Linked DNA regions of Homo sapiens: all the other regions are linked to region 1. Evidence: chromatin contacts called from ENCODE Hi-C data. All regions are on one chromosome and are shown on one strand. Each heading gives the region's core, a stretch centred on a gene start or an enhancer-like site at or near the end of the contact. The rest is flanking DNA. Distances are from core to core; before and after follow the strand shown. Region 1 holds the start of GOLIM4 (golgi integral membrane protein 4). Region 2 holds the start of RPL22L1 (ribosomal protein L22 like 1). Region 3 holds the start of SKIL (SKI like proto-oncogene).

The links. A loop is a pair of places that touch in the nucleus more often than their neighbours do. Pooled maps may share reads with other maps.
Region 2: a loop to region 1 is called in a map of B cell, with 23 times the contacts of the local background. The contact joins the promoter of RPL22L1 here to the promoter of GOLIM4 in region 1. A Hi-C loop is called at or near these places in 1 of 168 maps with a recorded cell type or tissue (B cell), 2 of 37 single-sample maps with no recorded cell type and 7 of 50 pooled maps.
Region 3: a loop to region 1 is called in a map of OCI-LY7, with 4 times the contacts of the local background. The contact joins the promoter of SKIL here to the promoter of GOLIM4 in region 1. A Hi-C loop is called at or near these places in 1 of 168 maps with a recorded cell type or tissue (OCI-LY7), 7 of 37 single-sample maps with no recorded cell type and 13 of 50 pooled maps.

The regions. Positions count from the first base shown.
Region 1 is chr3:168,094,228-168,097,616 of GRCh38, forward strand. It overlaps GOLIM4 (golgi integral membrane protein 4), which reads right to left and starts at 1,697. Exons shown (of 16, transcript NM_014498.5): 1 at 872-1,697. The coding sequence starts at 1,058. RefSeq lists silencers at 1,473-1,522, 1,813-2,052 and enhancers at 1,724-2,225, 2,423-2,472.
Region 2 is chr3:170,868,514-170,871,902 of GRCh38, forward strand. RPL22L1 (ribosomal protein L22 like 1) reads right to left here and starts at 1,682. Exons shown (of 4, transcript NM_001099645.2): 1 at 1,646-1,682. The coding sequence starts at 1,654. RefSeq lists enhancers at 1,175-1,224, 1,394-2,120, 2,121-2,846.
Region 3 is chr3:170,356,171-170,359,559 of GRCh38, forward strand. SKIL (SKI like proto-oncogene) reads left to right here and starts at 1,545. Exons shown (of 7, transcript NM_005414.5): 1 at 1,545-1,593. RefSeq lists an enhancer at 118-217 and silencers at 498-1,397, 1,558-1,787, 1,838-1,967, 2,058-2,127.

The DNA.
Region 1 (3,389 bases), core at 447-2,946:
TTATGTTTGTGAAAATTACATTAAATTAGATTCTAAAATAGGATAGAAACTTTAAGTTCTTCTACAGGTCTTGCTCAAGTTGGGTTTGCTGTGCATGGCAAAGTGAAAACCTGTGTTTCTCCTCTTTGGCTTCCCGAAGCTAACTGTAACATACATGCATCTCTGTGATGAAGTAAAAGCTACTTAGGAAGACAAGTAAACCTGTTTTTAAAGAAATAAACTACTGCAGGATGGTGAATGGTATGTAGTGTGGACTTTTCCCACACATCCAGCATCTCTAAAGACATCCTATTAAATTAAAAGAATAAGAAATAAGAAACTAGCAGGTCCAGATCTAGGTTCCTTCCATTCGACTGGGCCATGACTTTAATTAAGCTGCTGGGTCATGGCTTAATTTTCCCTTGAAAAACAGCACAGTTTGAGAAATCTCTGCCAAACTCTTCATTTTTTAAGCAACTGACAAAGTCAACAAGAAAGCAAATACCTAGAATCCACGGAACAATGCTCCTCAGAGCAGGGCTGGCAGAAGCGGCGGAGGGCTACCAGTTTCCCTGCCCCGATTGCAGCTGGGCCTTTGACAAGAGCTCGGGTAAAGGACTATCTGTGCACCCGCCCACCAAACGCCCAGCGGGACGATGGGCTGGTGCTACGAAGTTCTAAACCTAACCGCTGGGAGGAAGAAGCGGGAGGATGAGAATGTCATCTCCCCTGACACTCTGGTGCCGGCAGTCCTGAAACGCTCACCTCTGACGTCCCTGAAGGTCAGAGGTGGCAACCACAGTGCCAATAGCTCACCAAAGCCACTTTTCCTGCCCGGGTGGAGGCGCGGGGCAAAGTTGGCCACCGGCTGCGCGCGTCCCGTTAGCCGTACCTTGTAACTGGGCGGAGAGGGACTCCTGGTGCTGCTGGTACTTGAGCGCCACCGCCTCGGCTTTCCGCAGCTGCGTCTGCAGCTCGTAGTAGAGCATCGCGCCGTAGAGAAAGCCGAACACGACGGTCAGCAGCAGCAGCGTCTGGAAAATCCGCTTCTGCTTTCGGGAGCACATCCCGTTTCCCATAGTCCCGCCTGGACCCAAAGCCGCGGCCGCCCCCGCCGTCTCCTCCCCTTGGTCCGAGCGAGCGTCTCAGCAGCGGCCGCCGCAGTAGGTGGCCAGACGCAGCATGAGGAGGAGATGCCAGACACAAAAGCCGGCCCGGAGGGGAAGTGGCGCCCGCTCAGCCCCCGCGCGGCGCGGGGCGCGCAGCCATCGACGCCGCCCGGGCAGCTGCAGCCAAACTTCTGCGAGGCTCGTTCTCCGCGAATGCCCGGGGCCGGGAGGAGGCCCTCCGCATACTTCAGAGCCGGCTGCCCTCGCGCCTGTCCCCAGATGCCTCCTGCCTTTTTTCCTTCTTCCCACTTTTTGGCCCCGCTGCCCCCGGGCAGTTCTTGGAGTCCCGCCCTGGCCACTCCCCGCCCTATCGCGGCGGCTCCCACTGCACGACTTTGTTGCCACCTAAGGGAGGGGGTGCGCGCCCAACAAAGGGACCAGGACTCCGGGCCGCGCCCCCGTGCGGCCTGCCCAATGGGTGGAAGGGTGGGGGCCAGCTGTCTCGGCTGGTTTTGGGGACGGCACAGCGGTGTCACTGACGGGTCGGCTGGTGCCTCTGCCGCCCCGCCACCTCCTGCCCAACTTACGTGTCACCCACGGCCCGGCTATTCTGGCCAACGGGATTCCGGGAGGAAGTCCCACTCGGCCTCCTTGCTCATTGGGCCCGTCCGAGCAGACGCTCCCTCCCTTCGGGGAGGCAGTGCCGGGCTCGATTGGATGCCGGCTTTGTCCGTCCGACCCCAGGGCCGCACCTTCCCTCCCAGTGCCGGGGCCGGCTAGGGGCTCTGTGGGCAGCGCGGCCGCCTGGCGCCGGGGTGCGCCCACGTGGAGTCGGAGAGGGTGGGAAGAGGCAGGCGGAAGGGCGAAGGGCGGGGAGCTTTGGGTGGGCGGGGGACTTGTCCGGGCCTGAGTCTGGGTGAGGTTCGGTGAACACGTGTGTGTGTGTGTGTGTGTGTGTGTGTGTGTTCCAGTTCTCGTTCGGAACGCACGTGGAGAGCGGAGTAAAATGTGTGTATGAACGAAAGAATGGATGGCAGTAACTGTGTGCACTCTGCTGAGTACACTTTCTTTCCCTGTCCAATAAACTGATGCGGCAGACACATGGGATAGCTACATAGCACAATCCCGGTAGTCAAACCAGAGATGCCATGTCGACTGCCTTACCCCATCCAGTGTACTAGCCTAGATGTGTGTGTGCCCACAGATGGCCCGGCAGGAGTCGGGAGACTGGAAGCACGCTAGACTTAATGTTCAATTGTCCACGTGGGCTGGGGAAATCGGCTTGCCATTGGCAGAGAGGAAAGAAATGGTCTCACATTTCTCCTCTAGCTGCAAATAGAATAATTTAAAAACAAATCGTACAGACTGAAATGAGTATCCATTCATTTTGTCATATGTATTTGTTTTATTGGTGGCAAAACACATCAGTTACATTTCTAAATTACATTTTAAAGGGCAACAAAGGTTCCCTATGTAAAAACTAGTACAGCACAGGAAAGGTAGTAACCACAAACCTCTTCGAAGAAATGTATACTGCATTTATTTTTTCTGTGTACTTGAGGGGAATAATTAAGGTTATGCACAAATGATAATTTTTGTTTCTGCTGTTGACCTGAATTCTAAGAAAAGTAAATTTTATCTGTCTGTATAGTGTGGTGTAATTTATGATACACTGCATAATTTTTATATTCTAACTGGACTTTAGTCGTTACCATTGCTAATGGGCCTGAGTGCTCAAAATGGGGGTAAATCTCTTTAGCTAAATGCAACAGAAAGACAGTTCCTGGTGCAAAAGTTTTTTTAGGTGGACTCTGAAATTATAGGTTGCTAAAGCCCTAAAATAAACTGAATTTATAACGATGCTACCCTGTGGCATTTATACCACTGTAAAAATAAAGTGTGTCTTGCATGTGCTTTTCCTTAATAAATAATAACTTGCGTTAAATTATTCAAAATGCTTTCGTGTGCAGATACACTGTCTCACTGATCACAGCCAGGGTGTTAGACTTTCATGTTGGTAAAGAAGCCAAAGTTTATCAAAGTGACTATGACAGCTCTAGGACCTTTTAGGTCTTGCATAAAGTTAGTTACTCAGCAAGATTAGAATCCAGATCCAAACCCTGCTCTATGTCTTTTTCTTCAATAGAAACAATGTTCTCATTCTATTAAACAAGTTACAGTAAGAAATTATATCTCCATTAACATGAGAATCTGATTGTAAAAGAAAACAGTCTAAAGGAGTTTGGGAGTTTTGTTGTGTAAATACTACATAATCTTCCTTATTATTAAATCTACCACTTT
Region 2 (3,389 bases), core at 432-2,931, 2.8 Mb after region 1:
TAACAATAAATAAAAAAACACCACCACTACCCACGCCGGGGTTGATTTGAACCTCTAACCAAGTCCTAATATGTTCAAGTTGTCAAAAAGTTACGGACTTTCATTGTTTTCTATACTACCAATGATCAATTTTAAATTATCGTGCTTTTCTGCCACCCCACTGCAGATGGGAATAGGTTAGTATACTGCCTAGCCCAAGCTCAGGTAAGTGCCAGAGCTAGGATTCCACCCACCTATGTCTAGAAAATTCAATTCTTACGTTATTATAGGCAAGGGAAGGGGACTTTGGTAAAAAAAAAAAAAAAGAAAAGAAAAGAAAAAGAAAAAATAAAAATAAAAAAGGCAAGGTGCCGTCCCAGCACTTTGGGAGGCTGAGGCAGGAGGATCACGTGAGGTCAGGAGTTCAAGGCCAGCCTGGCCAACATGGTGAAACCCCATCTCTAGTAAAAATACAAAAATTAGCCAGGTGTGGTGGTGCATGCTTATAATCCTAGCTATTCAGGAGGCTGAGTCGGGAGGATTGCTTGAACCCGGGAGGCGGAGGTTGTAGTGAGCCTGATCATGCCACTATACTCCCACCTGGGCAACAGACTCTGTCTCAAAAAAAAAAAAAAACCTAAAAACCAACACCGTGGAACTTAAATTTTCCATATCCAAACCTTTTATACCAAGACCATATAATATGGCTACATAAGCAAAATGTTACTGTGGCCAGCAACCATGTACATTCACTGCAATATGAACAAACAAATCTGTATTTATCAGACTATAACCTCCAATTTAGATTCACCCAAGTGGCTACCAAGTATTACACATTAGTTTGCTTTCTCAGGTAGCATGGTAACATGTGCCAAAAGATAATTACCCAGTTGGCGCAGAAGTTAATTTGGGAGACACAAACAACTTCTGTCTAATGGAACAGATAACCCTATAGGGTTTATGGCCATGCTGGGCATTACCCAGTTTTGTAGCTAGCCCAGCAATTTTATCCTAACTTTATTTGTAAATTGCGCATGTATATCTAGCTTTTCAGATATTCTTAGGAACATTTTAACATCTTACTGGTTCCCTTACTAATGACTTAAGTAAAACATCTGAAGCACGTTTATTTCACATTGCTGGAATCTAGACTTATACTTTTCTAAAAATTACTTCACCGAGAAACTTCTTCCCCAACTGAAAGTTCTCAAAAACTTGTGATGTCGGCCATCGCGGGAGCTGAGCGCCTAGGAGCTCCCTCTGGCCTGGCAAAGGTCGTCAGACCGGCCCGATTACCCACCATTCCCCTACCCAGTGCTGAGTGGCAAAAGCATTATCAGGCGCGAGATAGTAAAGAAATGGCTCAGATTGCAGTACCACCGGCCCATTTACAGTTGTGCCTCCCTCTTTCCCGCGTGTCCAAAACCACCCATCCTAAACCAATTCCGGGCCCAGCTCCAACTCCACTAGACCTCATGGCAGCTGCCAGGGAGTCTCGAAAAACAGTTCAGGATCCTCGCGTCTTGGTTGTGTTTCTGACCCAGACTTCACTACTCCCCTCCCTTTATCTTGACTGAGACGTCTCCACTCGACAGATGCAAAAATCGTTACAGCGGAAATCATTAAATTGCCACACAACACTCCCACCAAGACATCGCTCACTCACCGGCGCCATCTTGCGAGTCGGCCGCGAGAGCAGAGAGGAAGCTACGGCCGCGCGGTCTGCATTTATATCAAAGCGTGCTGCGTCACGCGCTGAGAGCGTCAGATTGTCGCCTCCCGGAAAAGAAAGCGGGAGGAGCGCTGAGGCCGGTAACCCAGGAAACCAGTGCGCTGCCGGACGAGAGTAGGCCATCGGCTTTCCGCGGGCACACGCGGGTGGCTGTGGTTGAACTGACTCTCGGGTTTCCGCTCCTGGCTGTTCAAGCCGATTAATTGCAGTGGCCTCTACAGTTACCTAGTGGCTGCTCCCGGATACGGACGCACGCGAGGGATGCAGGAGTCATCTTTCACTAATCACCGGAATCCCCTTTCCAATCAGGGCAAGGCAGTGTCTCAGGTTGCTTTGGGATCTCCTTTTATTGCAGTTATAATCCTCCAGCGAAAAAGTTATTTGTTTGTGTTTTGTCTGTGAGCCTCGTTTTCTAAATGACTGTTGAGGGAAATTGGTGCTTCGGGGACCAGGTCCTCGGGAAAAAAAAATCATGTATATATATGCTTACACGCCCACGCCTGTAATCCCAGCACTTTGGGAGGCCGAGGCCGGAGAATCTCTTGAGCCCAGGAGTTCGAGACCACCCTTGGCAGCGTAGGCATAGGGAGAACCCGTCTCTACAAACAATTTTAAAAAAAATGGCCCGCGTGGTGGTGCGCGTCTGTACTCCCAGCCACTCGGGAGGCTGAGGCAGGAGCATCGCTTTACCTTGAGAGGCGGAAGTTGCAGTGAGTCGAGATCGAGCCACTGCACTCCAGCCTGGGTAACAGTGAGACTGTCTCAAAGGGAAAAACACGTAGTGCTTGCTTCTTGTTCATTCGTTTGGTATAATTTATCATGGGTTTTACAGTTAATCCCAGGTCTCTTGATTTCCATCCAAAATGCTCCCAGTTAAAATTCAATGAATGTTTGCTGTGACCTATCAGTATGTACAAGACACACGAGGGTGGAAGTGTCTTGCTGACAAAAGGAAAAAGTAGCTTTTGAGCTTTGAAGGATTGTAAATTGACATCAGATCCGAAAAGTGGCATGCTGAACCGCTTGGGTTTAGCAGTAATATGTTTTCGTGGAGATGAAATTATCATACCTAGGGGTAGGGGTAAGGGATGGGGTGGACTTTGTTGTTAATTTGAAGAATGACCCCAGAAAGTAAGAACTGTTCGTGGCCTTTATGCCAGCAAGTAGTTATCGTGGAAACTATGCTTTAATAGAGCATATGACTTGTAGAGTCTGAAGAGAGGCCCTGAATTCCTAGAAGAAATCCATTTCAACAAGATTTTTTAGTTGTCTGCCTTAAGAGCTACAATAATCACATTTCTCTTTCCAAACATTAAAGGGAGCAATTGGCATTTCCTCCTCAAGGGCTGCCTAAGCTGAGGGGCAGAAATGATTCTATTTTGCTTGTCTTTAGCAGTCTTCCATGTCTTGACAATAAACTCCTTAAGCACTATTAAGCCATTTGTACAAGGAGGATATGGAAACATACCTGTTTCACAAGAACTAGTAATCACCAAATAACTAGTTAGAAACTGTAATGGGGGAAAAATGTTTGTCAATTAGAAAAAAAAACAAGAATATTAGCGAGAAATGTGCAGATGGGAAGACTAAAAGTTGTAAATAATTCAGTTCTTCCCAAACTGTGCGTGTGCACACGTATATAGTAACACAATGCTAGTCAATACCCTATAGTTATTTT
Region 3 (3,389 bases), core at 295-2,794, 2.3 Mb after region 1:
GAGGCTTGTGAGCCTTTCGGAGGCCTGTTGTGAGGAAAAAAAAAATAAAAAGTACGAGCACAAGAGTATTTCCAGCCGGCCGACTGCAAATGTGGGCCCCCACAGGAACAACCCGAAGCAGTAAAACTAGAAGAAATTGGACGAAAATGGGGGGGAAAAAAGGGACAAAGCTCGAGTCTCCTGAATTTTGTGCACTGCTACTCGGTGGACTATTTCAGTTCCTGATCTTGTGGTGGGGTGGAGAAAAGGGGATTTCTTGGTGTTTCGAAATGTGACGGAGCAGCTCTGCAGAGTTCAATATGCTAATCGGCTACCCTGGGAACCAGGAAGACCACCCTACACGCCTCAGAGGGTCACAGCCGGAAAGCTCTTGAGTCCTATCTTCCCTACCTCGTCTCGTCCCTCTCCAAAAAAACACACACACAAAAAAACACCCTCAGTAAACACTGTAAAAACCTTTAATTTATAGCTCCCTTCTGGAACCGAGAGAGCAGCCTGGTGGGGTGGAGGCAGGAGGCTGGGGAGTAGGGACAGAAATGTTTGCTCTCGGTTTTGCCGGAACTTTGGCCACCCCTCCCGCCCGGCCCGATGGCGGATGGAGGTCAGCCAGGGGAAGGCGTCTGGGTGGAGGCCGCCCGGGCGAGGCCGGGGCCGCCGGGGCGGGGCGGAGCGCCGGCAGCTGGCTGGGCGGCCCTCGGGCAGGAGGCCCCGCGGGGGCGAGGGGCAGCCCAGGAGGGAGGTCCCGCGGGGGCGGGGAGCAGAGCCGGCCCCGGGGGCCCTGCAGGGCGGCCGCCGCCCGGCTGCCTCCGGGGCGGGGCGGCCCAGCTGCGGCCCCGCAGGGGGAGGGTCGCCCGTGCCTGACCTCGGGCGGCGGCACTCTGCCGGGCGGGCACTGCCTCCGCCCTGCCGGCTGCTGGGGTCGCGCACAGTGCACCGCGCGGCTGCCCTGCCCCCTCTTCCCCGCTGCGCGGCGTCCGAGCGGCCAGGGCGCCCCCGCGTCTGGCCCATCACCACAGAGCGGCGGGTGGGGCGGGGGCGGGGCGGTGGCCCCAGACAGCCGGCTGGGCGACTAGAGGAAGGAAGGAGGGAGGGCGGCGGTGAGGGTGGGGTGGGGAGGGAACATCCTGTCTGCGCCGGGTGCACCGCAGACAGCGCCGCGCGCCAGCTTCCCAGACGGCGCGCGGGGCCAGAAGCGCCGGGCGCGCGCCTGGGGGGAGGGGCACGCGCGCGAGACGACGGGGCCAGGGGGGCGCTCTGAGGAGCCACAATAGGCCAGACGGCACGCGCGTCCACGAGGGGGCCGGGAGCCGCGAAGTGGCGGCGGCGGCGACGACGCCGGCGGGCCCGCGCGCGCGGCGCCGCCGCTGGCTCCGTTCCCTTCCCCTCCCCCTCCCCGCCGCCCTCGCTCTCCCCCGGGCGGCCGGAGACGGCGGCGGCGTCTGCGGGAAGCTGTGTGTCTCCGCAGTGACGTGGGCGGGCCGAGGACTCGGTGACGTCAGAGGGCTGTGTGTAGCGATGTGTGTGGGGTTCGGAGCCGCGCCGGCACAGCCGAAGGGAGCGGGCGAGCGGCGACGGCGGCGGCGGCGGGCACAGGTGCGGCTCCGGCTTACGGCGGCGACGCGGCGGAGGCGGCGGGAGGCCAGAGGCGCTCACCCTCCTAGGAGCCCGACGGCGGCGACAGGGGCGGTGGGGAATTCACAAAGCTCGTCGAGCTTACCCGGGCACCGAGGCCCGAGTAGGGGGTTTGGATGCGCGGGTCCCGGGTGGGGTCGGGGCCAGAGGGGGTCGCTAGGCGGGTGTTCCACGGCTGATCACGCTTCGTTGGCCCCAGGCGGTGGGCGCCGGCAGGGCAGGGCGCTGTAGTTGACGGGAGCCGCGGGGACCCCGGAGACCCGGACGCCCGTCACCGCCCCCCTCCCCCAGTCCAGCAGCGCTCCGCGGGGATGCCCTGGTCTCGACCCGGTCCGTCAGCCCCCGGCGGCGCAGGGATCCGCGCCCGGCGCCTAAACTGCCCTGGTGTCCTCTTCGTTCTGGCCCGGGGCTGGCGCGGGGAGGTGCAGCATTAGGGGCGCTGAGGTGACACCCGAGAACTTCCCAGGGAGAGGGTGCGCGGGGGGGTGGATTTCCACAGTCCTTCCCGCGGCCCCCGCGGGGGGGCGGTGTTGGGAGGGCACTTGGGGTTATCCCAGGCTCGCCGGTGGGGGTGGGGGGACTCCTCCCTTTACTTCCCTCCACCCCCTTGCACACCCACCCCCAGGCTTCCCGTGTCCCTTGTTCTCCCTCTCTCCGGGTTAGAGATAGGTGGGTGGCTTTGAGTGGGCGGAGGACTTCAGGGTTTTAGGGGCTCCCCCATTCTAGGTCATGCCTCTTGCTCTCTTCCTTGGCCTGTGTTGAGTAAGGTGTGTTCCTGTGGTGGACGAAAGTCTGTACGATGGTTGGTGGCATTGGTCCTTAATCCTTTGGGTCTGTTTTAAGGTAAAGTGCTGAGAGTTTGGGAAGCAAAAATTTCTATTTATTGGATTTCTTTTGGCTTTTCTCTCAAGAAGGAAGTGGAAAAAGAGTCTTTTCTTTTTCCCTCTTCCTCCATTTGCATTCTTTGTGAGGTTTGTCTGCCTTGTGCTTTTTGTCCCGGATTAGTCTTGTTGAAGGATGGAGATTCCCAGGCGTGGAGTCTATAGCTTTTGGCTTCCATTAAGTAAAATCGCTAACCTTTTTTTAAGAGAAAGTTAATTTTTGCCTGCAGTCATTCCAGAAAAATAGTGTACACGGACTAGCTGAATTAATCCACTTAAAATTGTAACTTAGTTACATATGGTAGATATGTTAACTCCTATCTGATTTTTTTGGATGAAACTGTTGTTTTGTTTTTAAATAGGAGATGAAGTAATGGATTTTTTTCCCTCCCTTAAAATGGCATAGCTGAGAAAGCCCCGGTACTACTAATTGAGATGATCTGCTTAAGAGTCTTCATATTCTGAACTCGAAAGGCCTTTTATGTTATATTATTGCTCGCTTTACGCAACTCCAAATTGCTTTCCTATTTAAATGAATGTTCTTCTAGTAAACTGGTGTTAGATTTAAAGAAATCACTCAAGCTTCACCTTGGTAAACTGAACTCAGTTTAAGATTAAGAAACTGATTTCGGCCGGGTGCGGTGGCTCACGCCTGTAATTCCAGCACTTTGGGAGGCCCGGGCGGGCGGATCACCTGAGGTCAGGAGTTCAAGACCAGCCTGACTAATATGGTGAAACCCCGTTTCTACTAAAAATACAAAAAAATTAGCCGGGTGTCGTGGCTTGTGCCTGTAGTCCCAGCTACTCCGGAGTCTGAGACAGGAAAATTGCTTGAACCCGGGAGGCGGAGGTTGCAGTATGCCGAGATCGCTGCAC